Regions from separate parts of the Mus musculus genome. Here region 1 is linked to region 2. A link is a contact called in ENCODE Hi-C or POLR2A ChIA-PET data. All regions are on one chromosome and are shown on one strand. The core of a region is the stretch at or near the end of the contact, and the rest is flanking DNA. Distances in the headings are between cores, read along the strand shown. Region 1 holds the start of Dlx2 (distal-less homeobox 2). Region 2 holds the start of Metap1d (methionyl aminopeptidase type 1D (mitochondrial)).

Evidence for each region. A loop is a pair of places that touch in the nucleus more often than their neighbours do. ChIA-PET counts read pairs that join two places held with the same protein, here RNA polymerase II (POLR2A).
Region 1: a map of left cerebral cortex shows a loop between it and region 2 (5-fold over the local background). The contact joins the promoter of Dlx2 here to the promoter of Metap1d in region 2. A Hi-C loop is called at or near these places in 21 of 37 maps with a recorded cell type or tissue (ES-E14, Patski, T-helper 17 cell and 7 more). POLR2A ChIA-PET finds 5 or more read pairs at or near these places in 2 of 5 experiments (Patski and embryonic stem cell).

Annotation. Positions count from the first base shown.
Region 1 is chr2:71,544,552-71,551,467 of GRCm38, forward strand. It overlaps Dlx2 (distal-less homeobox 2), which reads right to left and starts at 2,203. Exons shown (of 3, transcript NM_010054.2): 1 at 1,433-2,203; 2 at 833-1,017; 3 at 1-373. The coding sequence starts at 1,841.
Region 2 is chr2:71,448,720-71,454,902 of GRCm38, forward strand. It overlaps Metap1d (methionyl aminopeptidase type 1D (mitochondrial)), which reads left to right and starts at 4,619. Exons shown (of 10, transcript NM_025633.3): 1 at 4,619-4,679. The coding sequence starts at 4,640.

The sequences.
Region 1 (6,916 bases), core at 953-3,452, 93 kb after region 2:
CCCCGCCTGCGTGGTGGTGGTGATGGTGGTGATGGTGCGCCTGCGGAGTCTGCGAAGGATGCAGAAGTGGCGCTGTGGCCTGCAGGTGTGAAGCGGAGCCCGAAGCCTGGTGGTACCACGGGTAGTTTCCCAGAAAGGCCGAGGCGGCGCTGCTCGGGCTGGAGCCAGAGCTGCCCGCACCGCCGCCTCCGCTGCCCGGGCCGCCGCCAGCCATCCGCTGCGGCGCGCCGAAGTCCCAGGATGCTGGCGCCGAGACCGGCGGGGAGGCACAAGGAGGAGAAGCGCTGGCTCCAGGGTGCTGCTCGGTGGGTATCTCGCCGCTTTTCCACATCTTCTTGAACTTGGATCGGCGGTTCTGGAACCAGATTTTGACCTTTGTAGAAAAAAAGGAAAAGCCCTGAGCTTTAGTACAGGAACCTGGGCAGGAGGTTGGTGGAGTGGAGACGGCGGGCGAGCAGACCTGGGCTCTGGGCCTCCGCTGCTTCTAGCTACATTGGGGGGATCTCAAAATGCTGATGGATGAGCTCTAAGTATGTGACCAAGGTTCTGGGTAGTGCGGTGTCAGGTCAGTTATGGAACCCGCTTTAGCAGCAGCGAGTGGAAAGGCGTTGTAGTGTGGGATTTCTGTCCACCCGGGTCATTTTCTTTCCTCCCATGCGGCTGCCCCCTTTGAAAAAAATTTCTTATTTTGTTTGTTTGTTTGTTTTAAGCATTGGGCCTAGAAGTTTACTTTGCCCGGAATAAAAAAGCACAGGTGAAAATATACTTTTGAAAAGTTGTTCCGGACGTGCCCGCTTCCTAGAGAAAGCAGGCCATCTCCCACCTTGCTCACCTGAGTTTGGGTGAGGCCCAGGGACGCCGCCAGCTCGGCTCGCTCTGGCAGGGCCAGATACTGGGTCTTCTGGAAGCGTCGTTGAAGGGCCGCCAGCTGGAAACTGGAGTAGATGGTGCGTGGTTTCCGGACTTTCTTTGGCTTCCCGTTCACTATTCGGATTTCAGGCTCAAGGTCTTCCTTGTCTGCAACGAAAAGTGAGTGGTGAGCACCCACCGTCCAACCCCGCGGTCCTAAAGTTCGGAGCGGAGGCCTTTAGAGACTTGAGGAGGCCTTCCCAACTTCAGCACGCGCCGACTGGCCTGGCCACGGAACCCTGCAAGGGACCCGGGGGAGCTGTGCAAGAGAGAAAGAAGAGGCGGGCAGCAAAGCTATGCGCTACCCACAGCATGCCAACTGGCCCAACCGCCCACCGACTCTGTCCCCCGGAGCGTGGAGAGGCAGAAACTGCGATTCGCGTGCAGTTGGAGATTGGGCAGAGTTCAGGGCGGGAGCAAGAGATGCACAGAGTGCAAGGCTAGAGCTCCGGACTGCCCCCCACCCCATGCTTACCCGGTCCCTCCCCGTGACTTGGGCACCCTAGATGCTTGCGATGCTTACCCGGCTCGTTGTTGACCGGAGACGAACTGGTGCCGTAGGGCGCGTAGGAGGTGTACGCGGCGGTGTAGCCCAGGTCGTAGCTGCTTTTGGCGGAGTAGGAGACATTGTTGAGGCCGCTGGCGTGGTACTGGTAGGAGCCCATGTGCGCGTAGGGCGAGGCCCCCCCGCCGCCGCCGCCCGCCGGGTGCTGCTGGTTGGTGTAGTAGCTGCTGTCCGTAGCCGTGGACACCGGGAGGGTTGGCGACTCCTGGGGCTTGTGCAGGCTGCTGTTGCTGCTGCTGCTGTTGCTGTTGCCGCCAGGGCCGGCGCCCGCACCGCTCGGGGGCTGCTGGTGCTGGTGGTACGTGCTGGAGGCGGTGATCTGGGTCGAGTGCATATCAGCCACCAGACTGTCAAAGACTCCAGTCATCCTGACCCGGGACAGGAAAGAGCACGGGTGGCGGGCGAGAGGGGGATGCGAGGCGCCTCCTCTGTCTATCTCTCCGGGTCCCTTCCAGCAACCAATGTAATTACGGGGAGGGGGAGGGAGAGGAAAACAAGAAATGAGGCTACGGTCTAGGCGCCTCCTCCCCTGGAGGAGGCGATCACCGTGCGTGGCTCGGGACCGCAGCTGCTGGCCGCATCCTTCCCGGGCCTCTCGGACCTCTCGGCTCCTGGCCCGGCTCGGGCGGGGGGCGGGCAATGGAGGGGGCAAGAGCGGTCAGACCCGGTAGGGGCTCCAGGAGGCGGGAGCAGGTGAGCGACCCCCGAGCAGCTTTACGATTGTCTGCCGGGCAGGCTCCTGCAGGGTGGGCATTTAACACTTATCACGTGACCGCGGGCAACGTCACCTAGCAACAGCCAATCAGAAGGAATGAGCCGCGGGGCGCCGGGAGTCCGCGACCGGGCGGCCCCGGGACCCGCGTGTCACGTGGCGGGCAAGGCGGCCGCGGTGGGTGCGTGTACAAGCACTGCAGAAAGTGGGTACCCGATCTGGAGCTGGATAGGGTGCGGGATGGCCCGCAACAGGACATAAGGCTCCGGGAAAGAAATGGGGTCTCCCACCTTACTCTGCTTTCAAGAGCCAAGTCTAACGATTTACATCTCTTGTCCAACTTCGCCTTAATCAAATAAAGCCAGGAAGAGGGCCGAGCCAGCTCTGTCTCCTTTTTCTCCAGATACTTTTCCTCGAGGTGCCTGGCTCGCACTACTCTTGTCAGCCACTTTGCACCTGACGGGCAATTGATTTAAATTATCCATAAACCGCGTATAATAACCTATGCTTCCCAAACTACCCACAGAGATATTACGACAATTAATTGGATAATGTTTAACGTTTTTCCTTTTTGCTTGAGAGAAGAGCTCTATAAGCCCAAAGGTATTATTACTAGTAATGTATTTGAAATCACTTTTCCTCATACACATAAAGGTCTCTAGTAATGACGCACATCTGAGCCACTAGCTGGAAACTGATTCTGAGGTTCCCTCCTTGGGAAAGGTAGGCCAGACTAGACAGCCTTCAAAGTCGTTTGCATTGGTGTTTTTATGAAAAGGGGAATGAAAAAAAAAAAGAGATACTGAAGTAATATTAGAGATTTATCAAGATTCATTATCACACGTTTTCTTGATATAAACAATAAATATAAGAAGTTTTATTTTGTCTACTTTATTTTACATTTTCGTGTTCTAGGATCTTACTCCACTGTTGTAATTTCTTTCTCTAGGTTTCTTTCTTTATTTTTATTTTTCTTCTTTCTTTCTTTCTTTCTTTCTTTCTTTCTTTCTTTCTTTCTTTCTTTCTTTCTTTCTTTCTTTCTTCCTTCCTTCCTTCCTCTCTCTCTCTCTCTCTCTCTCTTTCTTTCTTTCTTTCTTTCTTTCTTTCTTTCTTTCTTTCTTTCTTTCTTTCTTTCTTTCTTTCTTTCTTTCTTTCTTTCTTTCTTTCTTTTCCAAGTGATGAGTTCCCCTCTCTGGTGGTTGGGATTTTCAAAAGAAGGGTGATGGATGGACTCAGCGCAGTGATGGACTCTCAAGTTTGAAGATTGCGGTAGCGCCTGCTTTGTGGCGCCACCTGGTGGACAGTGTAGGAGGTTGTTACAGGCCTGGTAGACAGTCTAATCACGCCCAGGCGCCAGCCTCTGAAACCCCCCAAAAGAACAAAATAGTAATTAAAAGCCACAAAATTGTGCTAGTGCGCGCCATCTGAAGCATCCCTTCCTAAAGACATAACATGTCACTGAAAGAACTTGTTACAACAACTGCCTAATGGAAAACAAGTTGATACTTTAAAAAATACGATCTTTGGTCTTCCCCAGAAAAAGCAAGTGTGTAATTAAAACTCCAGCATTCACACAGCGGAATAATGAGGCAGGTAATGCGCCTTCCAGTCTGCCTGGATTTAGTTCTCAGCCACTTGGCTAAGGAAGGCCTAGAGAATGGGGAAGAATGAGTTTTATTAGAAACGCTCCCTGGTGGGACTCGCCTGCACCAGACCAGACCCTCCCTACTGTATTGACTTTAAACTGCTTCCTGCCCCTTTTATGTGCATCAACGGTATCTCAAGGTTTTTAATCCAGATTGCCTTTTAGCGACTCGATTTCAAGTCCCTGTGCTCTGACACCACACGAGTAGCTGTTTTGCCCTAATAAAAGGAAAAAAACCAATCAAAATTAAAATTAAAAATCAGAATCAGAATTAAAAATCTGATTGCGCTTTCTCTGCCCCTTTGTTGCCAATCAAGCCTGTCCTGAAGGCATACTGGTGGTGGAAAGTTTTCTGCATTCTATTTCTTTCTCAATCCCCAGAAACAGTGTAAACTCAGGTGAGATTTATAAAACAGCATCATTCTGGAATAAATAGGACCTGGGCCCTCTTTTATCTTGGACACAAGATGAGTGCCCTGTAGCCTGGGAAGTGGATGCAGCTCTGAGCCTAGAGAGGGGAAAAGCTGCAAGGGGAAGGAGAGAGACCTATAGCTGGGGGGGGGGGGGGGACCTAGGCTTGAAGTGTCCTGATAAGCCAGACACAAATCTACATCTTGTTCCATTTACTAATTTTGTTTTCTTGAGGCACAATCTCAGGACGCTGTGCTGGCTAGTCTGGAACTTGCTGTGTAGACGAACCTGGCTTCAAATTCACAACCATCCTCCTGTCTACATCTGAGTTCCTGAGTGCTGGGATTACAGGCATGAGCCACCCCACCCCCACCCGCCAAAATCTAGGTTCATCCAAATTGTCTCATTGCTTTGTAAGAAATAGCCAACGGATTTCTCTACTTTGGTCTAAAGTGAAGCACCCTAAGTATTCTTGTATTGATTGTATTCTTGTATTGATTGATATTTTACACTTTGAGCCCCAGTTCTGAGGAGAGCCACTCTGCTCTCCTCAGACAGAAGAGGCCTCAAGAGGGAGTTGAGATGAATTTGGAGAGAAACTGGCTGCCTGAATGAGGCTAGTTTGCCTTGGTGCTTGCTCCTTCCCTTCAGTTATTATTCCTAGCCCCAGAGTTCTTTTAGTCTGCCTAGATCTAGTAGAGGAGGGTTAGGTGTCTCAATGCAGACTTTGTGTGTTTCAACACATCTCAGTTTGCAGCCTGTTCCTCAGAGTGTAGCTTGATCCACCCATTCCCTTTGTAGCAATGAACATCTCGAGGTTCTTGGATAGAAGAAAACAACTTCTTTCGCATCAGGTGCTTCACTCAACTTCAGCTGTCAGCCAGCTGCCTTCTCTGTTGCTACAGCACAAATCCCAGTAGTGTTTAGGGTAAGCCCTCAAACACCCAGGATTTCCAGAGGCTCCAAGCTGGAGAGTGAAGGTTCACTTAGGGCTCCCCCTAACCCCCTGGCCAGATTCCCTCGATTTCGCTTGGCCCAGAACTTTGCCTCTGCTTGTCTACTGGGTGTCCTGCACCAAGCTGAGAGGTGAGATCTGGGAAAGAAGGCACCCGCCCCACTCCCCCAGGGCTTCCATGTTGGTCTGCACATTCCAAGGCTAGTTTGACTACCTACTCTCTGGCTATGGTCCCAGGGTGAATCTTTGCTTGCTGCTGGTCCCAGGAGTGATGCTTGGTGTGTGTGTGTGTGTGTGTGTGTGTGTGTGTGTGTGTGTGTGTATGTGTTTATGTGTGTGTGTATGTGTGTGTGTCTTGGGGGTACCACCCCTATAGCTCTGGAGACCTGCAATTTCTAAATCTCTTAAGCTTTGTCCTGGAACTCAAAGCTGTGGGGAAAGGGCAGGGATTTGTCTCTGGAGACCTCCCAGTCCTGCCCGTCTCATACTGGCTTCTCTATCACAGCCACACAGCTACCCCAGAAAGTTCTTGTTAGTGTCTTTAACACTGGTTCTCCCAGCAAGACCCTAAGGTTTCCTCCAGGAATCCAGGGAGCCACACAGAATCCCATCCCTTAAGCCTTCACATGGACAGACTCCAGAGCCTGTATTCTTGAAACTCAAGTTTGTGTTTTAGTTTTCCTTCCTAGGCTCAGCAAGAGGTCACAATGCTTTCAAGGGTTGGGCTTGTTAGCCCAGCTAAGTGGGTGGGGTCTTCTGCTAGGTGCTTCCCTGATAGCTCCCCAGGGGCATCTTTGCCTTTCCTTTCTCCACCTTAAGTGGTCCTGAGTACAAGGCTCTCTACTGCTCCCAATCTCACTACTGGCACTTCCTTGTTGTAACATAGTGTCCGGATCTGGGGATCACTAAGGTCCGGTGGCCTACAGTCTAGTAGAGAAGGCAATTGCTAGAACATATCCTAGACTGAGTCGGTCACTCATTAACCCTAGCTTCTGCCAAGCCTTTACCATCCATCTTAGCTGTGAGGAATCCATAGAGTGGGTATAGAATTGACAGAGAGGGAAACAAAGGCATAGCCCCAGATCTCTTGTTTATGACAAGGACAAACGGTAGTGATGTGTTTCTTAAAAGATAAAGAGAGGGTGGTTATGTTCTATGGAGGTGTGGTGAGGTATGGGGAAAGCAGGTGCCTCCGTGGCCCATGCTGAGACATCCCTTCCCCTGAGGGACCAACCACATATAGTATAGAATAGAGTTTATTCAGGGTATGGGAAGGGGAGAGGGAAGAAGAGGGGAGAGGGGAAAAGGGAAAGGGGGGGGAGAGGGGAGAGGAGAGGAGAGGGGAGAGGAGAGGAGAGGGGAAGAGGGAAAGGGGAGGAGAGGGGAGAGGAGAGGAGAGGGGAGAGGGGACAGGCAAGAGGGGAGAGGGGAGAGGGGAGAAGCCAGCCATGAACATGTGGAGAGATGGGGGAAGGGGATGGGGAAGGGGGGAGGGGACAGAGCTGGGAGCAAGAAAGGAAGAGCAAGAGCAGGCAAGAGGGCAAGAGAGGAAGAGAAGGAGGAGGGGGCAAGCAGCCCCTTTTATAGTGGGTCAGGCCTCCCCGGCTGTTGCCAAGTAACTGTGGAGTGGAGCTTAGATAGAATGCTAACACGTAGAGTCCAGATTTGGTCCATGCAAGGGTGCTTTTGCTTAGGAACTGGATTTGTGGCCCGAGGAAT
Region 2 (6,183 bases), core at 3,369-5,868:
TTCTCCTAGATGACCCAGTGACATAGACATGATGGTCTCAAATAGCTGGTAATGGACACATGACATTCCTCCAACAAGTTTGTTAAAAAGAGTGCCCCAGAGACCACCTGCCCAAACATATAATTGTTTATTGCTGAACCTTAACTTTTAAGGGGTTCAGCCAGTACTAAGACCGGCCTCTGTAATGCACAAAGGTTATGTTTATGCAGCCAGCACTCCTAGTTCATGGAAAGAACTGCTCATTTGGCTTAAAACATGTAAATAAATAAAGCATTTCCTTATCCGAAAATTGGACAAATTAAAGGGTAGGATTGGAAATGTTCTTCTCAAGCCACAGAGTAAAAGGTTAAGAAATTAACCTGAAATCAAATCAGAAAGCTAAGTTTTCGGGGGGAGATTCAGAGGGCAAAGCTGAGGGGCAGGTCAGGAAGAGAGAGTGACTCTAGGTTAGACATTGAGCTGTAGGAAGCTGAGCAGGTTCCTAGCCACCAACTTCCCCTAATTGACCAGGGAACCAAGTTGGTAGCCATTATTAGTTCACAGGGCCTTAGTTCAGTTAGCTTTACAATGTCCATATATGACAAATGTTTCTATAAATCTTTCCTAGTTTGCTTTCCATTGCTGTGATAAAAAACCATAACCAAAAGCAACTTAGGGAGGGAAGGGTCTATTTCAGCTTACAGTTGTAGTCCATCACCAGAGGAAATCAGGGCAGGAACTGGGGGACAAGGACCTGTAGGCGGGAATTGGAGCAAAAATCATGGAGGGGTACTGCTTACTGGCTTGCTCCCCATGGCTTGCTCAGTCTGCTTCCTTATAGCACCAAGACTACCAACCCACAGTATCATCCACTCCACATCAATCATTAATCAAGAAAATGTCCCCACAGACTTACCTACAAGGAATATGATGGAGGTGTTTTCTCAGTTGAGACTCCTTTTCCCAGGTCTCTAGCTTGGGTCTAATTAACAGAAAAAAACAACTGGGACAAATGCATTTGCCCCTGTGCTGATTTGAGTGAGAAATGTGTCCCATGGGCTTGTGTGGTTGAACTTTGATTCCCAGTTGGTGGCGCTCTTGGGGAGGTTTTGGTGCTAGCCTTGCTGGAGGAAGTACTGAGGGTGGGCTTTGAGATTAAGTGGCCGAACCCTACTTCCAGGTTCACTTTCTCCACTACACCCTAGCCACTCTGCCTGCTGCTCTGCCTGCTGGTTCACAGCCAAGCTTCCCCACCATGAGGGACTAAAACATTCCCCTGGAACTAAAACCCAAAAAAACTATTTTGGGGATGTGTGTGTTGGGGGGTGGCAGGGAATGTGTTCGAGACAGAGTTTCTCTGTATAGCTCTGGCTGTCCTGGGAACTCACTCTGTAGACCAGGCTGGCCTTGAACTCAGAAATCCACCTGCCTCTGCTTTCCAAGTACTGGGATTAAAGGCGTGCGCTACTACTCCCAAAACTCTTTCATCAATAAGTTTCATCTATAAATTTCCTTGGTCATGATATTTTATAACAGCAACTGAAATATAACAAATATAACAGACTAGATTTAAAAAAAAATCTTGCATTATGGGTAATCCTAGAAAGTATATAACATTTTAAGTTGTGTCCAAAGATTATTTTATCTCATAATCCCTAGTGCATTTAAAACTTAAAAGTACAAATTTATAACAAATTATGTGTGGCATAAAGTCTTTACTTATGTATTTCTGTATCTATTTATTAGTAATCTTTCCTTTTGGTTTAAAGTTTTCATACAATGTTTTGAGCAGGTTCTTTTCCCCACCCCTCAACGACAAATATAGAATGCTCCATGAATTTGCATGTCCTGTGCACAGAGGCAGTGCTAATCTTCTTCATATGTTTCTAATTTTGGTATATGTGGTGTCAAAGCAAGGGTGCAATCTTTAATATTAAGTAAAGAGAAAGGGTAGACTGTTAAGTTTTTCAAGAACATGCAAGGAGAAATTTATTTTAGACAAGTAATCATAGACAAGTCATGTTGTTTTGTTTTGTTCTGTTTTGTTTTAGACAGGATCTCATTGTGTGCCCTTTGGATGGCCTGTAACTAACTATTGTAGATCAGGTAACCTTGAGCACACAGAGGTCTGTCTGCCTCTGCCTCCCAAGTAGGATTAAAGGTGTACACCACCATGCCCTGCAAGTCTTTTTTTTTTTTTTTTTTTTTTTTGCTTTTGAGACAGGGTTTCTCTGTGTAGCCCTGGCTGTCCTGGAACTCACTCTGTAGACCAGGCTGGCCTCGAATTCAGAAATACTCCTGCCTCTGCCTCCTGAGTACTGGGATTAAAGGCATGTGCCACCACACCTGGCACCCAGCAAGTCTTTTATGTGAACAGTGTATATATGCACATAAGCACAAGCATGTGTATGCATTCCAGAAGTCAATGTCATGTGTCCTTTTATGTCACTTTCCAGTGTCTATGTACCAACTGTGTTCCTAGTACCCATGGAGGTGGTGAACCACCATGTTGACTCTCCTAAATGGACATGGTATTGAGCTGCACCCTAAGGTCTTATCTTTATACCCATACATCTGTGTGTTTCTTAATCTTCCTGAGAGAAACTTCTTTTTGAAGTAGATGGAGATTAATATAAAGACTGACAACTGGCCAATGTGCAAGATTAATAGACTGTGCTCATCCCTAAATGGGAGATATATCTCTATCTAGATCAATATCTATCTCTTTATCTATCTCTATCTATACCCTCTCTCTGTCTCTCTGTCTGTCTGTCTGTCTGTCTCTCTCTCTCTCTCTCTCTCTCTCTCACACACACACACACACACACACACACACATACACACACACACACAAACACACACACACATACACACATACACACACACACACACACACACACACATACACACATACACACACACACACACACACACACACACACACACATTCCCTAACTCCAAGGTTCAGGGGATGATCTCCTAAGAGGGGAGCTATGAAAAGATTCTAAGGGCCAGAGGTACAGGGTGACCTCTGTGGAAGTGTTTTCTGGATGAAACAGGACCAAGGCACACATGGATTCATAATGGCTGTCACTACACGCACAAGACCTAGCTAGCCGAGATCTCAACATAGATTGGGACAAGGACACAAAGTCCCATTCATAGCTGACAATTGACAGAGCTACTGAGGGGATGAGGGTGGTCAGTTTTCTCCAGGGTTTCTGCCCCTGAAAGGATCCCCGTGCTCCAGTAGATGGCCCTACATTCATGTGCATACTGGCAGTAGATGGACTCAGTGTGTTAAAATAAAAGCACATGAAGTTGAAAGGGAAATGTGGTGGAAGGGATGAGCAGGAGTTGGAGGAGAAGGATGGGGGCGCGTGGTGGTGCTGGGAGTGTATTAGACAAAAACACATTCTATGTGTGTATGATATTCTCAAACAAAAAGAATACCCTTGGATTAAGTGTTCTCCGATTTGAGGTTTGTGATGAGTTGAACTCTGCCTCCTGAGGTTAAAGGTGTGCCAGTTGAGCATGTGGACTCTTTTATTTTTTATTTTATATATGTAGTACAGTGTAGCTATCTTCAGACACACAAGAGGAGGGCATCAGGTTCTATTAAAGATGGTTGTGAGCCACCATGTGGTTGCTGGGAATTGAACTCAGGAAGAGTCCTAAGTGTTCTTAACCGCCGAGCCATCTCTCCAGCCCGCATGTGGATTCTTTAAAATCAATGAGAAGACATCCACATATTCACAAGGAATCCTTATCGATCTCGACTGCATTCAAAGTCCAGAAACTGCTACACTACAGTTTGGGTTCTTTCACCATACACATCTTGGGGTATCATGGTCTGTGTTGAGCACAGGAAGCTACCAAGATGGATAACACCTGGTCCATGAGCGTCTGGACTCCACCGCAAAACAAGGGCAAGAGGCACAGAACCTGGTGAAATCGGGCAACAGTATCATCGAAGGTACAGCGGCTGCCTCACTTGCCTTGACATAGGGGCTATGCAAGCTGACATGCGTCATTCTTTAAATATCTAATTTAGGGATAACAGCAGTTAATACTGCCAAGCAGGAAGTGTCATCAGGGAAGGAGAAATCCTGTGAAGATACCCACAGGGCCACATAGGTGTCCCAACTATTCTATTCTGGAGTCTCTGCTGAGTAATTAATATTCTAACATTGCAAAGGGAAGCTGATCAAACTGATCCAACTTTTTCAACTAGTTGCCTGGAAATGATTTGTAACCGAATGAAAGGCGATGAAAGTGCTTTGTTGCACACTAAATTGTGTTTGTTTGTTTGTTTTTTTTTTCCTCTCGCCCAACTTCACGTATCCATGCACCAAAATGGTGATTCTATAAATACTGGAGGCTACACTTACATGACGACTTTCTTCCATCCCTGATGGGTCTGGAAGCTCAGAGAGAGAACTGCGGCCGGAGCCAGCCTCTCCTGGTGGAAGCGAGCTGGCCGCAGACGGAGCTGCTGGCCTCGACACCAGAGGCACTCGCTAGCCCGGGCTCCTGCAAGCCAGCTCACGCGCGCGCGCGCACTCGCCTCCCACTGCTTCAGCGCTTCTGGGCTTTGAGAGCGCGGCTACTCCAGTGGGCGGAGCTGCGAGGCTCTCTTGGCCACGTGACCGGAGCCAACATGGCGGCGCCCATCGGCGTCCCCCTGCTCGTCCGTGGAGGTAAGCGATCGGCATACGACCGCTCCAGGGCTACGCGCCCAGAGACACGTCCGCGCGTGGGCTTGGTACGCACGTGCGTACTTTCAGTCGGACCCGCGTATACCATACACGTTGGCACGCTGCAGAAACAGACACACGTTTGTCCTCTTCTTACCATGTTGCTTGAGTGCTTAGTTCTTGAGATTTGTGGGTCGTTACCTGAAGTTTTCTTCCCTCTCTTTACTTGTGTGGTTAGTGTTGCAGACGTATCTACCAGCGACGACGGTGAAATGCGCCGGAACACTCGGTTTAGAGCTGTTGGATTGGCATGCCTTTTTGAGAAACTTGTAAAAGGTGATGACAGTCATGATGACTTAGGAGAGCTAACGATGTCAGGGGCATTCCAAACAGATGCGTTTCCGGCGAATCGTTGTTGAATTAGTACTAGGTTCGGATTCTTTGCTAGCAAGAACTCAAAAATAGGTTCAAGAAGGACGAAAAAAAAAAAAAGGAACACCAACGACTTTAGATACAATTTAAGTGCCAGGCACATAGGAACGGTTTTAGGAGGTAAATATTTTCAGAGCAATACTCAGCACGTATTATATACCTTCCGAGCCATCTCACCAGTCCAGCTTAACTTAATACAATCCCCTTTTGTGAAGTCAGATACCAACTTATTTGTGTGTATCTAAGGGTGTGTAAAAAAGTTTGACGTTGACATGGAATGGTGTCCACAAAAATATATTATTTGGAATATTTGGAAAAAGCAAGTTGTAGGACATTAAAATTACATATATTTGTTTGTCTGGTGTATGCTCAAACAGGTGCCAAGGTGTGCATACAAAGGTCACAGGGTCATAGGAGAACTTGTGGGAGTTCTCCCATTATCTGTTTTTCAGACCATGAGGCTTGGTTCAGGCTTTACCCACTGAACCATCTCACCAGCCCAGTTTAGCTCAATACAGCCCCCCCTTTGTGAAATCAGATACTCATATATTTGTGTAGTTATATTTGTGTGTATATGTGTATCTAATATAATACATACAGAGAATGACATACACGATTCACGGCTTTGTGAAATAAAATATTCAGTTTTTATGAAATGCCCATATTTTCCAAAGCACTCAAAATATAGTGCTACATATCTTAGAGGTTTTTGGCAAAGATGACTCTGGTCATTCTGTGTGTACCCAGAACTTCTCATCACTTGAATGATCTTGTACATTTAATACAACTTGTTCATGTGAAGATTAGATTTTCTTTTTTTAGCCTTTGAAATGTTCTTCATAGGAGAAATTTCAAACACACAACAGAGCGGCAAACTCTGCATACACATTGTCTGCTCACAAATCATGTGTGTAGAGACACTCACTTCTCCACCCCAGCCACAGTGCCTCCCACGATGGTATTATTTTAAAGGATGTCCTAGGTATATCACTTTATTTGTAGATTCTTTTGCCTATGTATCTCTGAAAACTGTGCCTAGGGAGTATAGCTCAGTGGTTAGCACCCATAAGCCTTG